5 separate regions of the Mus musculus genome follow, and regions 1, 2, 4 and 5 are each linked to region 3. A link is a contact called in ENCODE POLR2A ChIA-PET data. All regions are on one chromosome and are shown on one strand. The core of a region is the stretch at or near the end of the contact, and the rest is flanking DNA. Distances in the headings are between cores, read along the strand shown.

What was found. ChIA-PET counts read pairs that join two places held with the same protein, here RNA polymerase II (POLR2A).
Region 1: POLR2A ChIA-PET joins it to region 3 with 10 read pairs in Patski. The contact joins the promoter of Tpd52l2 here to the promoter of Zgpat in region 3. POLR2A ChIA-PET finds 5 or more read pairs at or near these places in 3 of 5 experiments (Patski and embryonic stem cell).
Region 2: POLR2A ChIA-PET joins it to region 3 with 10 read pairs in Patski. The contact joins the promoter of Uckl1 here to the promoter of Zgpat in region 3. POLR2A ChIA-PET finds 5 or more read pairs at or near these places in 2 of 5 experiments (Patski and embryonic stem cell).
Region 4: POLR2A ChIA-PET joins it to region 3 with 27 read pairs in Patski. The contact joins the promoter of Prpf6 here to the promoter of Zgpat in region 3. POLR2A ChIA-PET finds 5 or more read pairs at or near these places in 2 of 5 experiments (Patski and embryonic stem cell).
Region 5: POLR2A ChIA-PET joins it to region 3 with 18 read pairs in Patski. The contact joins the promoter of Dnajc5 here to the promoter of Zgpat in region 3. POLR2A ChIA-PET finds 5 or more read pairs at or near these places in 3 of 5 experiments (Patski and embryonic stem cell).

What each region holds. Positions count from the first base shown.
Region 1 is chr2:181,495,852-181,498,551 of GRCm38, forward strand. Tpd52l2 (tumor protein D52-like 2) reads left to right here and starts at 1,291. Exons shown (of 9, transcript NM_001373959.1): 1 at 1,291-1,481. The coding sequence starts at 1,463.
Region 2 is chr2:181,580,523-181,583,222 of GRCm38, forward strand. It overlaps Uckl1 (uridine-cytidine kinase 1-like 1), which reads right to left and starts at 1,451. Exons shown (of 15, transcript NM_026765.3): 1 at 1,334-1,451. The coding sequence starts at 1,446. Zfp512b (zinc finger protein 512B) reads right to left here. Exons shown (of 17, transcript NM_001164597.1): 17 at 1,581-2,700. It overlaps Uckl1os (uridine-cytidine kinase 1-like 1, opposite strand), which reads left to right. Exons shown (of 3, transcript NR_027289.1): 2 at 1-106.
Region 3 is chr2:181,364,111-181,366,810 of GRCm38, forward strand. It overlaps Zgpat (zinc finger, CCCH-type with G patch domain), which reads left to right and starts at 1,313. Exons shown (of 6, transcript NM_001048148.1): 1 at 1,313-2,142. The coding sequence starts at 1,562. Arfrp1 (ADP-ribosylation factor related protein 1) reads right to left here and starts at 1,294. Exons shown (of 8, transcript NM_029702.4): 1 at 1,109-1,294; 2 at 495-601; 3 at 201-288. The coding sequence starts at 587.
Region 4 is chr2:181,599,893-181,602,592 of GRCm38, forward strand. Prpf6 (pre-mRNA splicing factor 6) reads left to right here and starts at 1,427. Exons shown (of 21, transcript NM_133701.2): 1 at 1,427-1,639. The coding sequence starts at 1,569.
Region 5 is chr2:181,519,068-181,521,767 of GRCm38, forward strand. It overlaps Dnajc5 (DnaJ heat shock protein family (Hsp40) member C5), which reads left to right and starts at 1,418. Exons shown (of 5, transcript NM_016775.3): 1 at 1,418-1,630.

The DNA.
Region 1 (2,700 bases), core at 41-2,540, 130 kb after region 3:
GTAGGTGGGACAATTCTGAAAGAGGGGGAATATTGTTTTAAGGATTTTTTTTCTTCTGAAAAATATTAAGGGCCAAAAGAAATTGGAAGGCTTGCTTTTAGCAGAGAGTTGCCCAATGGTCACGACTTCCTCATTTGGAATGGGGCGGGGGGGCACTCTTGTTCTCCTGTCAGTGTTGACACACTAAAACCATAAGAACCTCAAAGCTCGGGGCTGGTGAGATGGCTCAGTGGGTAAGAGCACCCGACTGCTCTTCCGAAGGTCAGGAGTTCAAATCCCAGCAACCACATGGTGGCTCACAACCATCTGATCACGAGATCTGACGCCCTCTTCTGGCGTGTCTGAAGACAGCTACAGTGTACTTACATATAATAAATAAATAAATCAAAAAAAAAAAAAAGAACCTCAAAGCTCTGGAGTGATCTTTGGAAATTTACTTTAGCCTCAGTTTGCTCATCTGTAAACTGGGAGGGGGCGCCAGTGCTGGCTCACCTGATGCTGTGAAAAGAAAGTGAGAAAATACCGGAGTGCTTACACTGGGCTGGGCTTCAGTTATTTGGAGGGTCCAACAGGTCCCTGAGGTGTTCAGTGCTGTGTGAACTCTTCCAGTACCAGAATACAAGCCGCCCAGCAGCCCCCAAACAGCTGGCCTACTAGTGTGGGAATCCAGCTGGAGACAGCGGCACCTGCAGGGCAAGAAGACGAATCGCGCTCTCTACACTTTTAGTGCACTCCCTAGACAATAAAAAGTCTCCATAAAGAGGTTGCAAAAGCAAGTTAATTGGTACAATGTTTGCCCAGTATGCATTAAGCTCTGAATTCTCGATCCCCAATACGGTATAAATCAGCTGTGATGGTTTGCTCCTGTAATTCTAGCTCTAGGTAGGTGGACGCAGGAAGATCACAGTAAATTCAAGGTCGTCCTTTGCTGCAAGCAACCTGACTCAAAAACCAAAAGAATTTACAGGGGGTGGGGAGAGGTTGACAGGGGACTGGGGAGTACATAGGCCTGAGTTTGACCTGTCGAGGTGCAAAGTCAGAAGTCTTGTGGGCAGCCGAGGTTAAAGGTGGGAAGTCGGCGAACTGCAACACAATCCGAACCACCCATGCCTCGAGCTTCAGCTGTTCTGCCCTTTTTCACCCTAGAATCTTACTGTGGAACCAGACTAGAAGCATTGCTTCCTGCTTCGCTGCAGTCTGACCTATCAAATTGAAAGATTTGTCTTAGGTGGGGCCAGAAGACGTTCTTATTGGACACTACTTCACCGAGGGCGGGAAGAAGGCGGAGTACGAACCCGAGCGGAAGGAAGGCGGCGCGTCGCTGATTACGTAAGCGACTGCGGCCCTACAGTTCCACTGGCTCGTGTGTACGAAGCTGCCAGCTTGCAGTCCTCGGGGCTGGGCTCCTGTAGGACCTGCGATCCCAGCACCGACGCCAGCTACACCCAGCTGCCGCCTGAACATGGACTCTGCTAGCCAAGGTACCCGCACCGTGGATGGGCAGGGGCTGTGCCGCATTCCCGCCCTCCGAGTCGCGACTCGGCCCCCCCTCAGCCTCTGCCAAACCAATCCGCTGTTTCTCTTCGGCCAAGAGGCCCTTGACCTCAAGGCTCCCGATGGTCTTGCTGTGTGTGCCCTGGCGCCTCGGCCTCCCTTCGGAGCACTGCGAAGCGGCGTTCCTCGGCTCCCTCTCAGTTCCTAGAGTTTCATAACTCCAGACATTTCTCCTTAATGCGCTTCACCCTCTGTCCTCTCGCTGGCTCTGCAGCTCTTTATCTTTCGTTGGGCCGTAGGGGATACCACATCTGGTGCTAGGCTCCTGCGGAGACGTTGTGGGCGGCTCCCTACGGGGAAGGGGCGGTGCAACTATCCTTGTGTTTGGAGCAGCGCCTCTTGGGTGGTAACGCCACTGTAGCCTACTTAGAGATTCTCAAGGGAGAAGGGTTGAGTGAGTCAGGGGCACACCCAGAACACCAGATCTGTTGCCAAAACAGACACCTGAGGCCAGTAAGGAGTTGCTACGGAGAAGTGTGGTTCAGGCTCAGGAGATTAAAATCTTGAGAAGGTGGTACACTGGGGATGCTTACTTAACTACACTGGCTAAATTAAAAAAAAACCTTTCTACTGTTTGGCTTGCACTAACACATTACCTAAGCATTAGAATTTTGGGTTTTTATACATTCTGGATTTTTTTTTCTACTGTGAAGGGAATTTGCAAATTCAGAAGGCTATCTACTGTTTTATTTTCATCTTTAAGTAGTAGATTCTGGTCCCTGGAATGACACTGCTAAGGATGTGACTCAGTCATTGTTGTGTGACAAAATGTTTCCTGGGAAGCCAGGTGTGGTGGCACACGCCTTTAATCCCAGCACTTGGGAGGCAGAGACAGGCAGATTTTTGAGTTGGAGACCAGCCTGGTCTACAAAGTGAGTTCCAGGACAGCCAAGACTATACAGAGAAACCCTGTCTCGAAAAACAAAAACAACCCCCCCCCCAAAAAAAAAAACCTTTCCTGGAAGATGCATCACACATCTATCTACTCATCCCAGCTAGGGAACTCAGAACAGACCAAAGGTACAGATACCACCAAAGTCTACTTTAGTGAAGTAATGTGCATTATTAGGGTTATTTACAGGGATATGGGCAAGGGGTTACTTACAGGAGCAGAAATGACCCAAAGATGGTCGCAACAGCAAATTC
Region 2 (2,700 bases), core at 201-2,700, 220 kb after region 3:
CCCTCTGCTATGGTTAAATCTAGTCAAGCAACCCATCCCGGTGCTACTGTGGAATTCCTGCAAGAGGCAGAAGGCGGTTCAGAGTCATCAAAGCCATTTTTACAAGGTAGACATAGGACTGGGGGATTAAAGGCTTTCATGGCCTCACTTGCCAACCTGCCTCCCCCCCCCCCCCCCAAGGCTCTGGGTGAGTACCTATTAACTTCTCTCCACTCTCTAATCCCAAATCCATCTCCACTTTGCATATCGACATGAAAGCCAATGGCGGTGCTGGCTAAGGTCAGACAACTCCAAGGAAAAGGCCTCAGGGGCAGGCAGATAGGGAGCCAGGTGCTGGGAAAGGCAATAGGAGAAACCTCAAGCTGGGCTTTAGTCTACCAGCGACTCCCTCCCCTACTGCTGCCAGTGCCTGAGGCACCAGGGCAGTTTGTATCTTCTCAAGGTGTATCCCCAGGAACCTTCGGAGGAGGAATTTGGCCACGGCCTCACAAAGTCTGACTCCTGGTCAGAATGCCTGGAGTGTGTGAACTAGCTGGGATTCACCTCATCCACTGCCAGCACCTCACTTTCTAAAGGCGTCCGGGGTTACAGCTTCTCAGGCGGTGCACTGTGGCATGCAAAGCCGGAAGACATTTGGCCTTCAACTGACTCATACAGACCGGAAGAGGTGTCACGAGCAGTTTCCAAGCATGGTCACTGCCCCCTGGCGGCCACGACCTAGAGTTGCTACAAGTGATGATCAGGCCGAGTGAAGACAAGGACCCTTAAGTCTCCTACTTCCTACAAGGACCCTTATCTCCCCTTCCATTCTCCTGAAAGCCTCGAAAGTCTCAAAGGCCCCCAAACTCTCGGACAGGTGGCAATCACCACCCCATCTTACATTCACAAGCACCACTGGCCGCCAGGTGCAACTTTGCGCTCAATTTCGACGAACTCAGAAGGTCGAACACGCCTACCGCCCAGCTGGGGGCCCAGAGCCAAGTGCGCACCCACTAGGAACAGAGACCCACGCTAAAGATGTCAAACAGGTTTCCATTCTCAGTGCCTCCAAAAGCTGGAGCTTGGGCCAGTTCCGCCTTCCGTCCGCTGGGGCCCTCCAGGTCGTCTGCCACCTCCCTCTCCCTGGCAGGGGGTGGCTGACACATAGCCCAGGAGGCCCCAGGGCGCTGGAGAGCCGCCGAAACCTGTCCAGGATCCACAAGGCTGTAGAGATCAAGCTGCCCATCTATGGAGATGCCGGGAGCCGTCCCGGCTCTAGGAAGAGATGCAAGCCGTGCTCCGACCCCTCCCAAGAGACAAGCGCGGCCCCTGCCTTATTCAGGCCCGCGCCTACCGGTCCTCGCACGCCGTTTCATTCTGCTCGGCCTGGCGGCCAGGCACGTCTGGGGCCACAGCAGACTGCAGGGGCGAAGGGGCGGCGCTCATTGAGGCCGGCGGCGCAGCCATGGCGTCCCGAACCTGGCGGAGGCCGGGGAGGCGCACCGGGAGGCAGGCACGCTGCGGACTACAATCCCCACAAGGCCGTGCGGCAAGCCCCGAGAATGACCTTTGCCTCAACACAAACTCAGCCACACAAAATCCCTGGAAAAAAAAAATCAATAAACATTTATTTGATACAGTGACTTTAATACATAGTTGATGGCCCACCACCGCACCACTCCGGGCCAGGGGATGAGGATGAGGACAGATGACCACAAGGCGGGCAGGACCAAAGCTCACCTCAAAACATCTTGCAAATAAAACACTTTGTAGATAGAATATATATGCATGTATATCTATGGTTACAAGTGATAGCCAGAAATGCACTTGTGTAATGAGAACTGCATTATAACCAAACCAAGGAACCCAAAGTTTAGGAGGCGCTGCAGTCAGGTATGTGGGGTGACCTGGGAAACCAGGTCTCCAGGGCAAGGGACCTGGGTTTCACCCAACAGGGGAACAGCTCTCCCTTCAGAACCACCATAGGGACAGGAAGATCCCAAAGCCTCCAGGAGGCACCATCATCTGCCTGTGCAGGAACATAAAGTGCACCCTGGTTCTGCATGAAATGTCTGCCCTTGGCACTTCTGTTTTTTTAGGGCAGGGCAAGCGCTGAGCCAGAGGTAGATCTGTAGAGACCCTGACTTTTGCATTTTGCCAAGGACCCAGGGTTGGTTTGGCCCTCTAAGTCTATGCCCACCCACCTTCTGTAGCTCTGCCATGATGGTCCCTCTTACTGAGGATCTGTGTAGGCTGGTGGTTACCTTTGGGCCATAGTAGGGAGGTGGGCAGACCGATGAGCCCTGCCACCATGGAAGAGCTTTACAGTCTAGTTTGCCACTACTTACCAGTCACCACAGGCTGGTACCTATCCAACTGCAGCTTTTGACAGCTGCCCCAAAACTGACCTCAAAGACTGAGTTAAAGTGCTAACATCAAGTTACCCAGAACAGTCCCATAGCAAGGCTGTATATGGGCTTTCTGGTTCGTCCTGGAAAACTCAGCCCCCAGCAAACCCAGGTCCTACTTCTCCCTACAAGTGCCAAGTACCTGAGAGGCTAGGGTGGATGGTCACACCCCACAGAGGTGTTGTGAAAAGTGCACTTTGGCCCCCTTCCCTTCCACAGTTGCACACAACCACTCCAAAGCCCCAGCCTACCCTTTGACACTGGATCATACCCACCTCTGTAGCCACCTCTGACCACATCAAAGTGTGTAGGA
Region 3 (2,700 bases), core at 63-2,562:
GAAAGAGCTAGCTCCTGACCTTTACACACAAGGTTCCAGCTCTCCCCAGGATGGGACAAACCATTCTGGTACCAATCCTAGGGAACTTGAACACAGAATAGAAAGACAGGGTTTTGACCACTGGTCAGCTGGGTTGTGGACCTTACAGCATCCATCTCTAAGGGACCTCCTAAGATCATATCCCTAAGGTGCCCCCTTACTGTTTAGACCCACGGTAGTGGTGATTTTGGATAGACTCATCCCCTTGTAGTTCTTGTTAAAGCGTGTTTTTGACTGTTCCAGGAAAGTCTGAGGAAAAAAAGAGAGGGGGTTAGATAGCAGCAGCTAGAGTAGTTTTCTGGTGTCCTTCCCACCTATCCCTTCACACCCATGCAGCCATGCACGCCTCTGCCTGTGGCTTGATCTTCAGGAGGCTGGTGACTACTAACCTGTAGCCTTGGGGCGGGGGTTAGATCAGGCAGGGAATGGGAACTGGTGAGAGAGCAGGGACCTACCGTCTTCCCAGCATTGTCCAGGCCCAGGATCAGGATGCAGTATTCATCCTTCTGGAACATGTACTTGTACAATCCCGAAAGCAGCGTGTACATCCTGTTCTGGCACCCTGAGAGATGTCAATGTGTGTACCGGGGGCATCGGCCTCCTGCCCTGCCCGCTTCATCAGCGGTCCGCCTCTCCTGCTAGTTTTCAAATGTGTAGCCTCGCGGATCCTGACTCTTCGCCCCCATCCCGCCTCTTCTGTTAAAATCCCTGACCCTGATTCCCCCGATGCCATCGCTGACCACGTGCTAGACCTGGGCCACTCCCACTTAATGTCATCTTTCATAATGCACCATCAATTCGGAGTCCTGAAAAGCCCGTGGCGGCCTGCTCTGCTCCGCCTTCCTAAGGCTCCTCTTTCCGAACCCTCAACTCAGAACCAGGAAACGCGGCCGGCGACTTAAGTCTAGGAAGCGACCAGAGAGGCAGAGCTCCTGAGGAGGGTCGGCTTCGGCTTCCCGCCGCCGCCGGGCCCACGGAGCCTGGGAACCAGCAGCTGAAGCCACTTCCGTCCCCCTGTTCCAGGACTTTAGAACCCCGGCCCCTCAGTCCAGCTGAGGCCCACCCGTACCTGCTCAGATCTTGGAGGAGGAGCCGCCGCCGCCGCCGCCGCCGCCGCCGCGTTCCTAACCCCACCGACCTCACGCTGACCCCTCACAGTGCCTGACGGAACAAGGAGCGAAGGACGGAGCACGGGCGGAATCGCATCCCAGCGGCCCCCGCGCGCAGGTACTTCCGGCAGCTTCGGCTCTCCGGCGGAAGTGCCCGGCGGAGGGCAGAAGGCTAGCGCGTGAGCTTGGCTGGCGAGGGCGGAAGCCCTTCTAGCCTGCGAGCGCCGGCCGGAGGTGGGGTTGCGGGCCGCAGAGGACGGGGCGGGTGACGTGCAGGTCCCCCTCGGCGGAACCGCGGCCCTCCTCAGGCTCCCTAGCGGTTTTGGGGGCGGCGTTGCCCTGAGTTGTTCTTACTGCTCTTCCTCCTGTTTTTGTCTGCGGTAAAGGTTCCGAATCCTGCCTGCTGGGTCGGGATGGACGAGGACAACCTAGAGACTGCCCTGCAGACCTACCGGGCCCAGCTGCAGCAGGTAGAGCTGGCGCTCGGTGCTGGCCTAGACGCTTCTGAGCAGGCGGACCTGCGTCAGCTGCAGGGCGATCTAAAGGAGCTGATTGAGCTCACCGAGGCCAGCCTGTTGTCGGTCAGAAAGAGCAAGCTGCTGTCTACAGTGGACCAGGAGAGCCCAGCTCAAGAGGATGCTGAGTACCTGGCTTTCCAGAAGGCCATTGCGGAGGAAGTGGAAGCGCCCGGCGCCCCCTGCAATGACTCGGAGACGGCCCCTGGGAGCGAGGTGCAGCCGGGATCCACCTCCTCTGCACTGGAGGAGGAGGAGGAGGACCCAGATCTGGAGGAACTGAGCGGTGCTAAAGTGAATGCCCCCTACTACAGCGCTTGGGGCACGCTGGAGTATCACAACGCTATGGTAGTGGGCGCCGAAGAGGCGGAGGATGGTTCTGCGTGCGTCCGAGTCCTCTACCTATACCCTACCCACAAGTCCCTGAAGCCCTGTCCGTTCTTCCTGGAGGGAAAGTGCCGGTTCAAGGAGAACTGCAGGTAAAACCCTCTGCTGCTAGCAATGAAGGGCACGCAGTCGGGACCACCGCTGTGGCCTGTCGCCACAACTAGTTTGGCACCCAGCAGAGTTGGTAATAGAGTCCAAACCTTAGGTGACTGACAGGCTTTTACAGAAGTGTTCTCCGTGTGTTTACTTAGATTTTTCTTGCATACATCAAGAAGTTTGAAAGAGCTTATGTTGAAAAGATAGGGCAATCCTTCATCAATATTCTTCTCCAAGGTGTAAAACTTTTTTTTTCCCCTTTGAGATAGCAGTGTAGTAACTCTCGATGTCCTTGAATTCTTGATCCGTCAGCAACTCTACTACATCCTGAACGCCTTCAGTTTCCAAATGCTAGGATTACAGGTGGAGGCCACCACTTCTACTGGGCTACATCTCCAGCTCGGAACCTTTTTTCTTTTTTTCTCTTTTTAAAAATTTATTGACTATGCTGAGGATGGAATTAGGGCCTCCAGCACACCAGGCAACCAACTACTGTACACCTTAGCCCCATCCCAGCTCCTGTAGTTTGCATAGTCTTACAGAAAATTTCAAAC
Region 4 (2,700 bases), core at 177-2,676, 240 kb after region 3:
GCTAGGTGCTTCTCCCACTGAGGCCAGACAAGGCAGCCCAGCTAGCAGAACATATTCCACGTAGAGATAGCCCTTGATTCAGTTATTTAGGACCCACATCAAGCCACATATCTGCCATGCATGAGTGGGGAAACCTAGGTTCAGCCGGTGTATGTTCCTTGGTTGGCGGTTCAGACTCTGAGAGCTCCAAGGGTCCAGGTTAGTTGACTCTGTTGGTCTTCCTGTGGAGTTCCTATCCCCTTCAGGACCCACAATCCTTTCCCCTGTTCTTCCATAAGAATCCTCAAGCTCAATCCACTGCTTGGCTGTTGGTGTCTGTATCTGTCTGAGTCAGCTACTAGCTCATTCTTTACTGGAGTATTTGCTGACCCTCATTTACGGACCACTTTGCTTTGAACTTCAGGCAATACTCCTATCTCTGTGAAGCCCCTCTGTCAGGCACAGTTCCCTGTGGGTCAGTGTTCACAGACTCAATCCTGCTCCTCCCTAAAAACCTGTCTAGGGAGCCAGGACTGCTTTAGTACCTCACTGAAAAGCATTGGCTGTAGAGGCCTGGTTGTCTGATCCAGCAGAGTCCAGGCTGCACAACTTGCAGTTTTTCCTGTCGGCCCTAGAGTCTGGTGCTCTCCCCATGTGTAGGAGGTGTAAGACAAGTGAGGCTGAGAGGCAGACTGTCTCAACGGGCTGAGACTGCTTTATTTAAACACTGAGGGCCCCTAACCTAAAAGGGCTGGGACATACACACAGAGTAGCTACCAGGAGTTTACAGCTATTTTTGAGGTTTAACTCGGAGCAGGGTTGTTTCCCAGGGGTGGCATACTGCTTCTGCAGGTAGACATCGCCGAGGCTAAGCAACTTTTTATAGCGTGGGGTTAATGCCCTGTACAGCCTAATTCACGGCCTGAAGCTATTATTACACAACAGGTGGGACTGGCATTGTGTTTCGGGAGGAGCTGCACACAGAAAATATCTGTGCAAAGTAGAGTGGTGTGAGTCCACTCAAGCCACTGGGCACACAATCACTCCCAAGCTTGTGACGCTGGCCCACACACTGTTGAGTGCACTATACATCTGTCCTCAGAAGGCGCGCGGGGGTTGGAGTGGTCCCGGATCTGATGGCGTAGTCTGGACCGTCGGTGGCCGCATACGGTTCAGTACAGTAAGGCTAGTCTGAAGTGGTTATGGTGGTTGAACTAAGTGGCTTCGCAGCCTTGCTTGCACCGGAACGCTCCTGAACAGGACTAATGCGTTCCGGCTCCGCGTCAAGGCTGGCATGAAAATCGAACCCACGTCCTTGTGGCGCGATACCGAATACCGTCACGCGCACGCGCGTCTTCCCGCAACAAACACTGCACACAGCGCTGGCCGGAAACACTTTGCAAACCCACATCTTTGACTTCCGCCCGAAGCTCTAGGTGGGCGGGGCTTTCCGTGACCCAGCTCTCTACTTCCGGTGCGCGGGTGACGTAGTGCCTGCATCTCTTACTGCTGCGACACCCGGAGGACTCTGAGTCTTCTGTCGTATACTTGCTCCCCTGCTTTTCTGTGTTTCGGTCAATAACACCGCCATGAACAAGAAGAAGAAGCCGTTCCTGGGCATGCCTGCGCCGCTGGGCTACGTACCCGGGCTGGGCAGGGGGTAAGGCAGTGGGGGGGAGTTTGCCCCGGGTAGGGTGCCTGGTGCCCTGGAACACAGCTCGCTCTTGGCCTATTTGAGAACGATTCTGGACTAGCAGCCACTAGAGCTAGAGAGACCGCGTCTCAAAATAAAACAAAAAACCAGGGGCTGGAGCTAGTGGCGCACGTCTCTAACCCCAGCATTGTTGTGGGGGGTGGGTGGGATGGGATGGGGCAGGGGCAGAGGCCTTCGTTTTTAAGTTAAGAGACCAGCCTCGTCTACATAGCGAATTACAAAACAGCCAGGGCTACACAGCGAGTTTCAGGACAGCTAGAATTACTTAACGAAACCTTGTCTCAAAAACAAGGTTAACTTTCACCGCCACAACTAGGTAATTTGGCATAATGCCTTTCCGACAAAGTGGGTATGCATGTATGTATGTATGTGTCGAAATATGTAGGTTCATGAGGCCTGACTACCACTCTAAGATATGACTGAGGGGTCTGAATCTCAGTGTCTTGGTGTCTGAAGTAATATCCGTAAGCGAGTTGGCTGTAAGAAGCAGTTGAGTCTTTGATGTATACAGTAAGAGTGTGCTATACCTTTCTTCCCTTAAACATTTTTCTCTAGGATGTGTGGCTGTAGGTCACCTGTTCAAATTCTCAGCCGTCTGGACAGAGATGGCAGTGCCACTAGTCATAAGGTGTTGGGTAGATGAATAGTATTTTTCCTACTTTTTATGCATTTGATTAGGGAAACATAAGTCTTCCTTGGTAATGGTAGGAGAAGGGAGGCATTCACAGCCGTTTTCAGAAGACTTGCAGTTCACAAGACAAGTTCGGTATTGGTATAAATAAGCACAAAAAGTAGGACAGAAGTCAAGAGATATTCAGCAGTGTGGCATTTTAGTTGGGTTTACGAAGTGTCAGATTTTGGGGGAGTAAAGGAAAAACGTGGAATTTGGTATAGGCACATAAAAAGGCAAGTAGGTGGCTGGTGAAGTGGCTCAGAGGGTAAAGGCTCTGTCAACCCTGAGTTTGAGTTCCCAGAATTCACGAGGTAGGAGGAGAGAACTGATTCTC
Region 5 (2,700 bases), core at 168-2,667, 160 kb after region 3:
GGATCACGTTGCTAAACCAGCATAGTCCCTAATTACATCCTAAATACTCATCCCTACACCTATAGGTTAAGTGTAGTTCTCACTCTTCATCAAGGAAAACATCTTCTCCAGATAGAGATCATTACAGAAATTGAAACTGATCAGAATGCAGATTGGTGGAGCCCAGTCCCCACAGATAGAACTCCACCACAAGTCCTGAACTTAAGGCTCAGAGATCATTGTGGAAGAAGGGGAGGAAAAGCTGCAACAACCAGAGGACCAGACAGTTCGCTCTAAGATTTATCTCCTTAAAATGTCAGAGAAGCTACATCCGTGAAGTAACATAACCAACATGGCTGCCTAACTGACCTGAGCAAGGACAACATCAGCTAAGCATGGTGTAAGGGAGAAAGCGCACAGGGCCTCAATCCTAGCTAACTAAGGAATTCTGAGAGCTGGAGAAATAATCAGTTTTAGGGAAGAACATAGAAATTGGTTTTCCCATAGCAAATGATCAGCCTTGAAAACATATACCTACTTAACATACAGACTGAATAGGCTGTATTTATATATTTAGGAGCTATATCACAACAAAGAAGAGGCTATGAATTTGAAAGGGTGAGTGTGTGTGTGTGTGTGTGTGTGTGAATATGAGAGGTTTGGAGAGAGGCAGGGGAAAAATGATGTAATTATAATCCAAAAAGATTATAAGAAAAAATGGTGGGCAGGCAAGAATGAAAGTAAAGCTGTAGGAACACTGGCCAGGAAGATTGGTAGCTCTGGAATAAAAAAGCACAGCACTTGAAATTGTTTGTTACAGCGTAAGTAGGCAAGGGTCACTAGGTTTATTACTTAGTAAGTGAACAGAGTGAACAAGGATTGTATGAGACAGAGTGGGAAGAAAAGTCCTTAACCGTCCACGCATATCATTGCAGACGATTCCTAAAGGATCGCTAAATAATGGCGGTTGATTTTTCAGTGACTGGGAAGAAAGGCAGGAAAGTCTTTTCTGGGTGGTCTCCAGGGATGAACGAAAATGTCAGTCCCAAGGCAGTACCTTGAGACGAAAATGAAGGTCTCCCTCTCTAGTTTTTTGGTAAGTAGTAATAAATTTTTTGAGGCTTATATGAAGCACTGAGCAAACAACTGGAAGAAGAGCAGTTTTACTCGCGGAGTGCCACTTGCCTGCCTTCCAGAGGCGAACCCGCAAGCCTAGGCCTTGCCTCTGCTCCCGGGCTGTAGCTTCCGGCTTAGTAGCTGCAGGCTCCGCCCACCACCTTAACCCTTCCCGGTGATCGTCAACTGGGGCGCAACCTTTCGGGGACCGAGTTCTACCGGAGCTCCGGAGCTTTCGTGCGGCGCTGCCACATTGGCTCCGACTATGGGCGGGGCCTCAGTGTTGGGTTCTAGGCGCTTGCGCAGCCAGCTCTGACCTGCCAGAACACACGTCTTTTTCCGGGGGCGCGCGTGCCAGTGAGTGAGCGTGCGCGTTCTTGCTGCCGCCAGTGTTGCTTCCGCCGTCCTCTGCCGCTGCTACGGCTGTCGCCGCCCGGGATCCTCAGGCCGAGCAGTAGGCCGGCCGGCTGCCCACCACTGCCCCGGGACGGAAAGCGGAGCCGCGGAACCGGTGGACCGGCGGGCGTGCCGACAGGTGAGCTCACTCTCCAGTGGCTCTCAAATTAGGTGGGGCCGCGGGGTTCAAGCTGCCGGAGCCGGGCAAAGGGGAGGGGAAGTGGGGCGAGGGCGCCGCAGCAGGAGGTGAAAGCTGCCCGCAGCGGAAATGGCGGCGACCCTCAGCAGCGGCGGCGAGCCCGGCCCTGGGCACCACTAGGCCCTGCTCGACCTTGCGCACGGCGGGGCGGCGCGGAGACGAGGCTTTCCGGGCCAACTCCGGTTCGCACGCGCGGCCGCCTCCGCGGCTCCCGGAACGCAGAAACTGGTGTGTAGGGAGGCGGGCAGTAAAGGCTCCGAGGCTTGTTCACATTCTGGGACGCAGAAATTGCCTTATAGTTGTAAATTTCAAAGGCATTTGATGTATAAAAAAACCCCTAGTTTATATACCTAGGGACGACATTTTAAGAGGCGATTTTGTGTCGTGCTCTTTGGGGAGAGAATTAGGGACTCATTCGTTTAGGCTCCAACTTGTGTTATATGGCTGGATTAAAGACTTGTTTTTCCTTGTGTCTAGGAGATGATTTCTCCGAATTCATTAAGTGCATCTTCGGAAAAATAATGCAAAAGGTAGCTTTAATTTGTTTTCAGATTGGACTTTGGGGAAATTGGGTCGCCGTTTGTTGGACGCTCAGCTGATCATTCATCCTTTATAGGCAGTGTGTCTCAATTGCTAGTGGTTTGTCTGTTTAAACATCAAAACGCTACTTAATAACACAAAGAATTATATTGTCCCATATATTGTCGTGGTTGCCTAAAGACAAAACTCTAATCGTAGGATAATTTTGTTCATTTATTTGCTTTCTTTAAGGAAAGCGTGATCTGTTAGGTGACATTAAAAGCCAGGACTTTCCGCAGTTTCTAACTTAATATGTGTTACGAATCTGTTACCTGTATCAGTATTTTCATACTTAGGCTGGCCCTGTGTGTGTGGACCGCAAGTGTGGAGCCAGTGGAGCCTCTAAATTCGTTCGGGTTTGGGAACAGGGTACCTGCCCTTGGATTCTTTAAGCACCGTGCCGCACAATCTCTTTGCCCCAGCAGCCTCCT